2 separate regions of the Homo sapiens genome follow, and region 2 is linked to region 1. A link is an interaction called in ENCODE POLR2A ChIA-PET data of the cell type or tissue named here. Cell type or tissue: PC-3. All regions are shown on one strand. Each heading gives the region's core, and the rest is flanking DNA. Links, peaks and the distances in the headings are about the cores only.

Region 1 (5,368 bases), core at 145-5,144:
GGCAGAAGGGGGAGGAGTCAGAGGCCCAGAGGTAGTGGGGAAGGGTCTGATTGGAGGAGGATAGGCAGAGCAATATCTTACTGTTTCCTCTTTAAGCCACTCCCTAGAATGGAGTCCATTCATTCATTCATTCATTCATCCATCACTTCATTCATTCATTCAATCATCAAGCATCTATCCTGAGTGAATGTTGACTGTCAGGCACAGCCAGGTCCTGAAGATAATCAGACACCTTCCTGGGGACTAATCTTTTAAAAAATATGAGTCCTAATCTATGGAAAGACAAAAAAATCCAACAAAGTTTCTAAGGCACTTCCTCCTGTCTCTTCCCCCAACTCCAGAGTAAAAAGATCTTGATTGGGTCCCGCTGGAAAAGATGCATGTTACTTTTTTTTCTTTTGAGACAGGGTTTTGCTCTGTCTCCCAGGCTGGAGTGCAGAGGCACAATCACAGCTCACTGTAGCCTAGATCTACCAGGCTCAAGTGATCCTCCAACCTCAACCTCCCTAGTAGCTGGGACTATAGGTGTGCACCAACATGCCTGGCTAATTTTTTTTTTTTTTGAGATGGAGTCTTGCACTGTCGCCTGGGTTGGAGTGCAGTGGCATGATCTCAGCTCACTGCAACCTCTGCCTCCCATGTTCAAGCGATTCTCCTGCATCAGCCTCCCAAGTAGCTGGGATTACGGGTGCCTGCCACCATGCCCATCTCATTTTTTGTATTTTTAGTAGACACGGGGTTTCGCTATATTGGCCAGTCTGGTCTCAAACCCCTGACCTTGTGATCCGCCCGCCTCGGCCTCCCAAAGTGTAATTTTTGTATTTTTTGTTGAGACGGAGTTTCACTATGTTGCGCAAGCTGGTCTTAGACTTCTGGACTCAAGGGATCCTCCAGCCTCGGCCTCCCAAAGTGCTGGGATTACAGGTGTGAGCCACTACGCCTGGCCTGTTAAGTCATAATTTTGTTCAACAGGAGAGTCAGTAGGAAAACTGTCATGCATTTTGCAATGAAAAGTTATCTGGGCAGAGCTGACCAGTGCCAATATTGCAGCTCTCATTTACTGGGCACTCACTGTATGTCAGACTCTGAGCTGTAGCAGCCTTACTGCACAGGCAGGTGCCCCCATGCATGTCTTCATTTTGCAGACAAGGGACTGGAGGCTCAGGGAGGTGAAGGAAAGAGCTTATTGTCACCTAGAAAGCAGCAGAGCTGGCCAGGCGTGGTGGCTTACCCCTGTAATCCCAGCAGTTTGGGACGCCGAGGCGGGTGGATCACCTGAGGTCGGGAGTTTGAGACCAGCCTGACCAACATGCAGAAACCCCGTCTCTACTAAAAATACAAAATTAGCCGGGTGTGGTGGCGCATGCCTGTAATCCCAGCTACTCGGGACTCAGGAGGCTCAGGCAGTAGAATTGCTTGAACCTGGGAGGCGGAGGTTTCGGTGAGCTGAGATCCTGGGCAACAAGAGCAAAACTGTGTCTCAAAAAAAAAAAAAAGAAAAAAAAAAGCAGCAGAGCATGGTTTGTCTTGAGCTCTATGTGGCTTTGGAGGCTGAGCTTGGAACTGCCAGCCTGGGCTTTGGACGGGCACCCTGGGTAGGGGTGGTCCTGGGTAGAGATGGCCCTGGGAATCCCTCCGGTGCTTGGCCTTGTGCCTGGTGGTCCACAGTCTCACAGTCACTCATCTGATATTTAACAACTTACAATGAGGAGTGCTCCACAAGGAACCCTCACATAGCTTGGGATGCTCTCCCATGTTCCGTCTTTGCTGAGGGTCCCTTGGATGGGTGTGTTTGTGGGGCATAGTCTCTGGGGGAAGAGGGGCAGATCCTGGATTGGTCTGGAGCCCCAGCTGGCCCCGCACAACTAGGAAAACTGGTTGGGGCGGCTGACTCAGGGTGTGTTTATACTGGCGTACTCCCCGCCCCCTCCCTCCCTCAGGCACCCTCCCCTCCCGTCCCTGACCCGGGAGAGGAAGGAAGTTCCTATAACGTTCATAGTTGCCACTAGTTCTGCGTGTTGTGCATTGGGCACGGAGCAGGAAGACCTTCACAGGTTGTAACTGGTCCCAGCTTCCTTTGAGGAGACTGAGTCTCAGAAAAGTCAGGCTGCTCCCTCGATCCTACAGGGGCAAAGCTGGGATTGGAATCCAGCTCTGACTGATGCCCCGGATGGAACTCTCATCCACTGTGATTAGAATACAATCTGAGCACCTCCTGCTTTTCTTTCTGGCCCCATCTCCTGCCTCTCCCACTTGCCCTCTCTCTCAGCCAGTTCTATGAACATGCTAAATTTATTCATTTTCTTTTTTTTCTCTCTCTCTCCTTTCTTTTCTTCTTCTTTTTTTTTTTTTTTTTTTTTTGCCGGAGTTTCGTTCTTCTTGCCCTGGCTAGAGTGCAATGGTGTGATCTTGGCTCACTGCAACCTCCGCCTCCCGGGTTCAAGCGATTCTCCTCTGTCAGTCCCCCAAGTGGCTGGGATTACAGGTGCACACACCAGCATGCCCAGCCAATTTTTGTATTTTTAGTAGAGACAGGGTTTCGCCATGCTGGCCAGGCTGGTCTCACCCTGACTTCAGGTGATCTGCTCGCCTTGGCCTCCCAAAGTGCTGGGATTAAGGCGTGGGCCACCGCGCCTGGCCTCATGTGTTTAGTCTTCACCTTTTCCGTTCCTTCTGCCTGGAATGCTCCTCCACCGTTGTTTGTCCAGCTGCTATGGTAGAGACTTCTAGCGCTCATCCATGTGTACTCGCCTTTCCTTCCCAGTTACCCAAGAAAACTGCTTTTCCCAGCCCCCTTGCAGTTAGATGAGGGCCTGGGACTCATTCTGGCCAATGTGCTCTGAGTGTGAGTGAGGAGAATCACTTCCAGGCTGAGGCCATGAAGAGCCCTTGCAGGACTCCCCAGCTCTCATTCTGTGCCACGGTGGAGATTCTGGAAGCCTTGTGTTGAGATAGACGCAGGCTGAATTGCTGAGTCACCGTATGGAGGGCAGCAGCCTAGGAGACCTGGCAGTCTGACTCAGACTTTGCATGGTCAAGAAACAAATCCTTTCTACCTGCTGGAGATCTTAAAAGAGAAAGAAATCCTTGTGTTAAATCTTTGAGATGCAGGGATTAATTTGTTACTGCAGCATAGCCTGTCGTATACTAATAGAGCTGATCTGTTCAGGTGTCAGTTGAAATATCACCTTCTCTGATCAAAATATCTAAACTGGTGCCACCCCCACCCCCTCCCCCTCCAACCAGTCCTTTCTTTTTTTTTGAGACTTTTTTTTTTTGAGTCTCGTTCTGTCATCCAGGCTGGGGTGCAATGGTGCTGTGATCTTGGCTCACTCCAGCAGCTGCTTCCTAGGTGCAAGTGATTCTCCTGTCTCACTTTCCGAGTAGCTGGGATTACAGGCACGCGCCTCCACGCTAGGCTAATTTTTGTATGTTTGGTAGAGACGGGGTTTCACCATGTTGGCCAGGCCGGTCTTAAACTCCTGGCCTCAACTGATCAGCTCACCTCGGCCTCCCAAAGTGCTGGGATTACAGGCATGAGCCACGGGCCCTTACCAATTTTTCTAGCACTGTGTTTATTTTCCTGAAACACTTATCTACTTGTTTGTTGCCTTGTGTATTGTCTGCACACCTCCCCCCACCACTAGAATGTAAGCTCTATGAGGGGAGGGCCCTTCGTTTGTCTTGTTCATGGCTGCATCCTTGGTGCCTAGCACAGTGCCTGGCATATATAGGTACTCAATAAATATTTGAATGGGTGAATGTGTGTATATTTATTTTTTGAGACAAGGTCTCACTGTCACTAAGGCTGGAGCGCAGTGGTGCAATCATGGCTCACTGCAGCCTCGACCTCCTGGGCTCAAGCCATCCTTTTGCCTCAGCCTCCCAAGTAGCTGGGACTACAGGCGGGCACCACCATGCCTGGCTAATTTATTTTTTGTAGATGCAGGGTCTCACCATGTTGCCCAGACTGGTCTCGAACTCCTGGGCTCAAGCTAGCCTCCTGCCTCGGCTTCCCAAAGTGCTGGGATTACAGGTGTAAGCCACCGGGCCTTGCCTGAATGCATTTACTGAATGAATGAAACAGGCAGATAACCACACTCACAGGTAGACATGGAATTTGATATTGGTACCTGTGTTTTTCTTTTTTATTGGAGTAAATATATTTACTGATATCCACTTTATATCTAGTTCAGTTACACAATCTGTAAATATAGGTGGCACAGTGGCTCACGCCTGTAATCCCAGCACTTTGGGAGGCCGAGGCTAGTGAGGTCAGGAGTTTGAGACCAGCCTAGCCAACATGGTGAAAACCCCGTCTCTACTAATATAAAAAAATTAACAAGGCGTGGTGGCACACGCCTGTAATCGCAGCTACTCGGGAGGCTGAGGCAGGAGAATTGCTTAAACCTGGGAGGTGGAGGTTGCAGTGAGCCGAGATTGCACCACTGCACTCCAGCCTGGGTGACAAGAACTAAACTCTGTCTCAAAAAAAAAAAAAAAAAAAAAAAAATATATATATATATATATATATATGTGCATTTTTTCTTTTGGATATCACCATGGTCCTTCTACCTGTGTTTTTCTTTTCTTTTTTTTTTTTCTGAGACGGAGTCTCACTCTGTCACCCAGGCTGGAATGCAGTGGCAAGATCTTGGCTCACTGCAACCTCCATCTCCCGGGTTCAAGCGATTATCCTGCCTCAGCCTCCCAAGTGGCTGGGATTACAGGCACCTGCCACTACGTTCAGCTAATTTTTTGTATTTTTAGTAGAGACGGGGTTTCACCATGTTGACCAGGCTGGTCTCAAACCCCTGACCTTGTGATTCACCTGCCTCGGCCTCCCAAAGTGCTGGGATTACAGGTGTGAGCCACCGCGCCCAGCCTCTACCTGTGTTTTTCTTACTCGGATGGGACACAAAGCCTCAGATCATCAGAAAGCTGGAAGCAATGGTTTCTTTTCTGACTCTTGGAATATCAGAGCTGGCTTAGAACCTTCTGTCTTCTCACTCTGTCTTTACAGATGAGGGAATATGGGCCCCTTAGGGAAGTGACTCATCCCAGGGCCCAATTTAAGTCTGTGGCTGAGCCAGAACCTGTGTCTGGGTCTCTGTACTCCTGGTCCAGTGCTCTGTCCACTGAGCTTTGCCTCTTCCTCTTTAGTTTCAGCCCAAGTTCTGAAAATATTTCCTGAGTATGTTTGCCTCTTCCTGCCCACCTTGCCGCGTAATCCTGTGACTCTGAGCAAGTCAGTGGCGATTGATGGCTGGGACTGGGTGGGGCTGAGACAGCGGTCAGAGATGAGAGAGGAGAAGGAACGAGACTCCCTCCGCAGTGCTCCTCAACCATGTCCTGGAGCTGAGCTTGT
Region 2 (5,368 bases), core at 369-5,368, 95 kb before region 1:
CCAGACCCACATGGGTCCAGAGGAAGCAGTGGGAGGGAGGAGCCTGGGGATGGAAAGGACCGGCTGGGGCTCTGGTGGTGGACAAGGGGACTTCAGGTAACCTGGGGGGCATCATGGTGGGCAGTGGCTGGGCCAGGCCTGACACCAGCCCTGCTCCCCCAGCACCAGATTGTGCAGTACCTGAGGGACATGTTCGACCTGGACAATGTGCGCTACACGTCACTGCCCGCGCTGGCAGACGACATCCTGCAGCTGTCCCGGCGCCGCAGCGAGATATTGCTGGGGTACCTGGGGGTGCCCGCGGCCAGCAGCGCAGGCGTGAATGGGGCGCTGCCCCGAGAGAATGGGCCCCTGGGGGAGCTGCAGTAGAGGCGGCACGGGCTGGGGGGTGGCAGAGAGAAGGCTCCTCCTCCCTTCCCTGGGTTGGTATCTGACAGCTGTGGTGGCTGAGGGCCGTTGCCCCTGACTTTGCCCCACCCCCATCATCTGGGAGTCCCCAAGGCCCAGAGGGGACATTTCCATGGAGAAGAACGGTTCCTGGGGGAAGCAGAGGCCAGGACCAGTGGGGCCTGTGGGAGAGAAAGGCTGTGAGAGAGGGGGTTGTTGTGGAGAATTGGGACAGGCAGAGCCAGGATGCCCCAGGTGGGGGACCCCAAAACCTCCCATCGCTCCAGGGCTGCTGACAAGGGTGCTGGGAGGGTGGAGGTGAAGGATGGGGCCTAGAGCCCTGTGGTGAAGGTCACAGTGTCCTGAGCTAGAAGCCACCTGTGGCTATATGGTCTCAGCATCCAGCTGGCCTGTCCTGATGCCCTCCCCACCTCAACCGCCTTCTCAGAGAGTTTGCAACTCCAGAGAAGGAGAGTGGGGCCACCTTAGTGGGCAGCAGGCCTGGGCCATCCAGAGATGGGGCAGAGGTGGGCCTCCCACTCCTGTGCTCTCTTCTGAGCAGGAACTGGGCCCTTGACAGTGTCCTTTGACATTCCCTCGCCCTACCAAAGATCGTCTTTTCTCCTCCCACCTCTGTCACCACCAAAGACGGGCGGAGGTGGGGCTGGGCCCTCCTGCCCCCGCCCATCCCCCTTCCATGAGCCCAGACCTCCCTGGGTGGTGCTAGGCTCTGAGCTGGGGGCTCAGACCAGGGATCGCTCAGGCCCCTGTCACCTGTGGGCCCGGGGACCACTTGGGGGAGGTCAGAGGATGTATGTGGCCGGACCAGCTTCCCCACCTTCATTAGGACAAGAAACTGCCCAGCACTTTGCCTTCAGTTCAACGCACAAACGCTCCTGGGGCCTCATGGGGGCAGAGCCTCCCCTGGGCCTGCAGAGAGTCCTGTTAGCAGCGACGTCCCCCCGCCGCGGGGTCCTGTCAGCCCGGCAGTGTCTTCTCAGTGTCTTCACCTGAGCGAGTGTCTGTGGCCCCAACGCGTTCTGCTGTGGCTCTGCCCTTTCCAGGTTGAGAGGCCTGCAGGAGAAACACACTCCCCTCCTGGGTTTCCACACTCAGGAGGTCAGAGGACTGGCTCCTGTGACCAGGGCCCCTCTCCCCTGAATGGGAAAGGGGTCTGGGGATGGGAGGGCGCACCACAGAGAGGAGATGATGCTGGGTGTGGCCCATCTTCTGTGGGCCCCTTCCCAGACACCGGATCCATGGGCACTAACCCGCCTCCCAGGCTGATGCCCGGAGGCAGCTTCCTGGGCAGGAGGGTTCCATGGGCACTAACCCACCTCCCAGGCTGATGCCTGGAGGCAGCCTCCAGGGCAGGAAGGACCCTGTGCTCCCCGCCCCCCATCCTGACATCCTGTTCTTTTGCACTTACCCTGTGCTGTGAATGTAACAGTGGGCCTTGGCCCCGCCCACTCTGATTTGCATTTTCATTTGTGTTTGTTTACACATCCATGCACTGCCTGTAGCAGTCGATTGTCACAGCTTCGACTTTTGGATGGTAGAGTGTGTGCACTGACTGTGAGTCGAATAAACAATTGAGACGATTTCCTTCCACTTTGCCATGTTGTTGGTTATGTGCATGGCTGTTTGCTTCTTGGGGCAGAGCAGGGCACCTGCTTTTTGGGGTGCCGTGGGTGAAGGTTCCAGGAGGACAAAGGTCAGGAGAAGCCTGGTGGGGGCTGTGATCCTACTTGGGGCAACTTGACTGCCTGACAGGATCCAGCCATCCCTAGGCAGGGAGGGCCCCGGTGGTCCGCGGGGAAGGGTGGGGAGCGGCCAGTGCCACGCTCAAGGCCATGGATGCAAGGTGGGCAGCCTGGCTGTGGACCCTGCTCAGGCACCATCTTAGGGAAGTCGATTCTCACTGGCCCTCAGTTTCCACATCTGTAAAATGCAGGCACTGGACCGGGCCAAGATGCAGACTCACAGGCTTAAAGGTTGTTACCCCCCAAGCTGTGAGAGCCAGGGGGAGGGGCTGGAACACTGGGAACAGGTCCAAGCCTGCCGGATCGTTACAAGTTTTCATGGGCAGCTGGAAATCACAAGTTTTATTTTACAGGTTTTTAAAAAAGAAACTTTAAAAAAAAATTTCAAATGTATGGAAAAATTGAAAAAACTATATAAAACCAACACTTCTGGTCATGTAATTAACATTTTGACTTTTTTTTTTTTTTCTTGAGACAGAGTCTCGATCTGTCACTCAGGCTGGAGTGCAGTGGCACGATCTCAGCTCACTGCAAGCTCTGCCTCCCAGGTTCACGCCATTCTCCTGCCTCAGCCTCCCGAGTAGCTGGGATTACAGGCACATGCCACCATGCCCAGCTAATTTTTTTGTATTTTTAGTAGAGACGAGGTTTTACCGTGTTAGCCAGGATGGTCTCGATCTCCTGACCTCGTGATCCGCCCGCCTCAGCCTCCCAAAGTGCTGGGATTACAGGCGTGAGCCACCGCTCCCGGCAACATTTTGCCATGTTTATTTCATGTATTTCCAAAATACTTTAGCCTAAGTTTCAGACATGTACTTTACTCTTAAACCTTTAAGCAGAGCTTAAAAACAAGGTAGTCACATTCTTGTAAGTGGGAGTTGAATGATGAGAACACATGGACACACTGCAGGGAACAACACACACTGGGGCCTGTCGGAGGGCAGGGTGTGGGAGAAGGGAGAGCATCAGGAAGAACAGCTAGTGGATGCTGGGCTTAATACCTAGATGATAGGACTGCTGGACACAGTGGCTCACGCCTGTAATCCCAGCACTTTGGGAGGCCGAGGCAGGTGGATCACTTGAGGCCAGGAGTTTGCAACCAGCCTGGCCAACATGGTGAAACCCGTCTCTACTAAAAATACAAAAACTTGGCCAGGCATGGTGGCGGGTGCCTGTAGTCTCAGCTGCTTGGGAGGCTGAGGGACGAGAAGTGCTTGAACCCGGTGGGCAGAGGTTGCAGTGAGCTGAGATCACACCACTTCACTCCATCCTGAGTGACAGAGCGAAACTCCATCTCGAAAAAAAAAAGAGAAAAAAAAACCTAGGCGACAGGATGATGTGTGCAGCAAACCACTGTGGCACATATTTACCTATGTAACAAACCTGCACATCCTGCACATGCACCCCTGAACTTAAAAAACAAAAAAACAAGGTCATTCTCCAGAATAACCACAATACCATGATCACACCTAAAAAAAAAAAAAATTCTCGGGGCCAGGCACGGTGGCTCATGCTTGTAATCCCAGCAGTTTGGGAGGCCGAGGTGGGTGGATCACCTGAGGTCAGGAGTTTGAGATCAGCCTGGCCAACATGGTGAAACCCCATCTCTACTAAAAAAATACAAAAATTAGCCAGGCATGGTGGTGCATGCTTGTAAGCCCAGCTACTTGGGAGGCTGAGGCAGGAAAATCATCTGAACCCGGGAGGCGGAGGTTGCAGTGAGCCGAGATCACACCACTGCACTCCAGCTTGGGCGACAGAGCAAGACTATGTCTCAAAACAAACAAACAAACAAACAAAAATAATTTTCTAATGTCTTTGCTGAAAATAAGAGCTTTTCCCAATCAACTGGGGATGAACTCCATCTCAAAGAAGGATAAATGCTTGAATCTTAGAGATTTTAGAGACATGAGCTGATACAGTAGCCACCTCCAATGCTGGCAAATGTTTGTTTTGGTCTTTTTTTTTTGGAGACAAGGTCTCATTCTGTCACCCAGGCTGGAGTACAGTGGTGTGTGATCTCAGCTCACTGCAGCCTTGACCTCACAAGACTAAGCAATCCTCCCGCCTCAGCCTCCCAAGTAGCTCACCGCCACTCCTGGCTAAGTTTTGTATTTTTTGTAGAGATGGGGTCTTCCTGTGTTGCCCGGGCTGGCCTTGAACTTCTGAGCTTAAGCAATTCCCCCTCCTTGGCCTCCCAAAGTAGGAGGCATGAGCCATTGTGCCCAAATTGTTTTGGTTTGTTTTAAACAGTTTTAATAAGGTATAATTCATACATCATAGATTCACGTGCTTTAATGCTGTTTTAAATAAATTTACAGAGGTGTGTACCAATTACCTCAGTATGGTTTGAGAACATTTCCATCACCCTATGATGCCCACTTATAGTAAATCCCCCAGTCCCAGGCCAGCATCAAGCTACTCTCTGTGTAGACTTGCCTTTTCTGGGCATTTGCTGTAAATGGAATCATCCAATAGGCGGCCTTTGTGGTGGGCTTCTTCAGGTGGAAGCATGTTTTGGAGGTTTATCCATCTGTGGTACGTTTCAGTATTTTATTTCCTTGTTGCTGCACAGTATTCTGCAAATGACCTTTTCCTCTTTTTCTTTCTTTTTTTTTTGAGGAGTGTTGCACTGTCACCCAGGCTGGAGTGCAGTGGTGTGATGTTGGCTCACTGCAACCTCTGCCTCCTGGGTTCAAGCGATTCTCCTGCCTCAGCCTCCCGAGTAGCTGGGACTACAGGTGCCCACCACCAAGCCTGGCTAATTTTTGTATTTATTTTTTTTTTTTTGAGACAGAGTTTTGCTCTTGTTGCCCAGGCTGGAGTGCAACAGCGCCATCTGGGCTCACCGCAACCTCCGCCTCCCGGGTTCAAGCGATTCTCCTGCCTCAGCCTCCCGAGTAGCTGGGATTACAGGCATGCGCCACCACCCTGGCTAATTTTGTATTTTTAGTAGAGACGGTGTTTCTCCATGTTGGTCAGGCTGGTCTTGAACTCCCGACCTCAGGTGATCCACCCGCCTTGGCCTCCCAAAGTGCTGGGATTACAGGCGTGAGCCAACGTGCCTGGCGATTTTTGTATTTTTAGTAGAGGCAGGGTTTTACCATATTGGTCAGGCTGGTTTTGAACTCCTGACCTCATGATCCGCCCACCTCGGCCTCCCAAAGTGCTGGGCTTACAGGTGGGAGACACCATGCCTGGCCATCTCTCAGAGGTTT

Evidence for each region. Peaks named below come from ENCODE experiments on the same cell type or tissue, not always from the same donor. Only the 100,000 strongest peaks of a DNase experiment are listed, where the experiment ranks them.
Region 2: POLR2A ChIA-PET joins it to region 1 with 28 read pairs; 9 of 35 experiments call an interaction of 5 or more read pairs at or near these places.

The regions. Positions count from the first base shown.
Region 1 is chr9:129,165,263-129,170,630 of GRCh38, forward strand. No RefSeq gene overlaps it. Among named protein-coding and RNA genes, the nearest start is that of IER5L, 10 kb to the right of the region's middle. RefSeq lists an enhancer at 2,035-3,024. In PC-3, for the core only: no CTCF peak of the experiment used is centred there; DNase peaks (open chromatin) are centred at 1,929 and 2,969; H3K4me3 peaks cover 667 bases; H3K27ac peaks cover 2,816 bases.
Region 2 is chr9:129,070,085-129,075,452 of GRCh38, forward strand. It overlaps MIGA2 (mitoguardin 2), which reads left to right. Exons shown (of 16, transcript NM_001329990.2): 16 at 163-1,998. The coding sequence ends at 369. Among named protein-coding and RNA genes, the nearest start is that of DOLPP1, 8.3 kb to the right of the region's middle. RefSeq lists enhancers at 760-1,709, 1,710-2,659. In PC-3, for the core only: no CTCF peak of the experiment used is centred there; no DNase peak of the experiment used is centred there.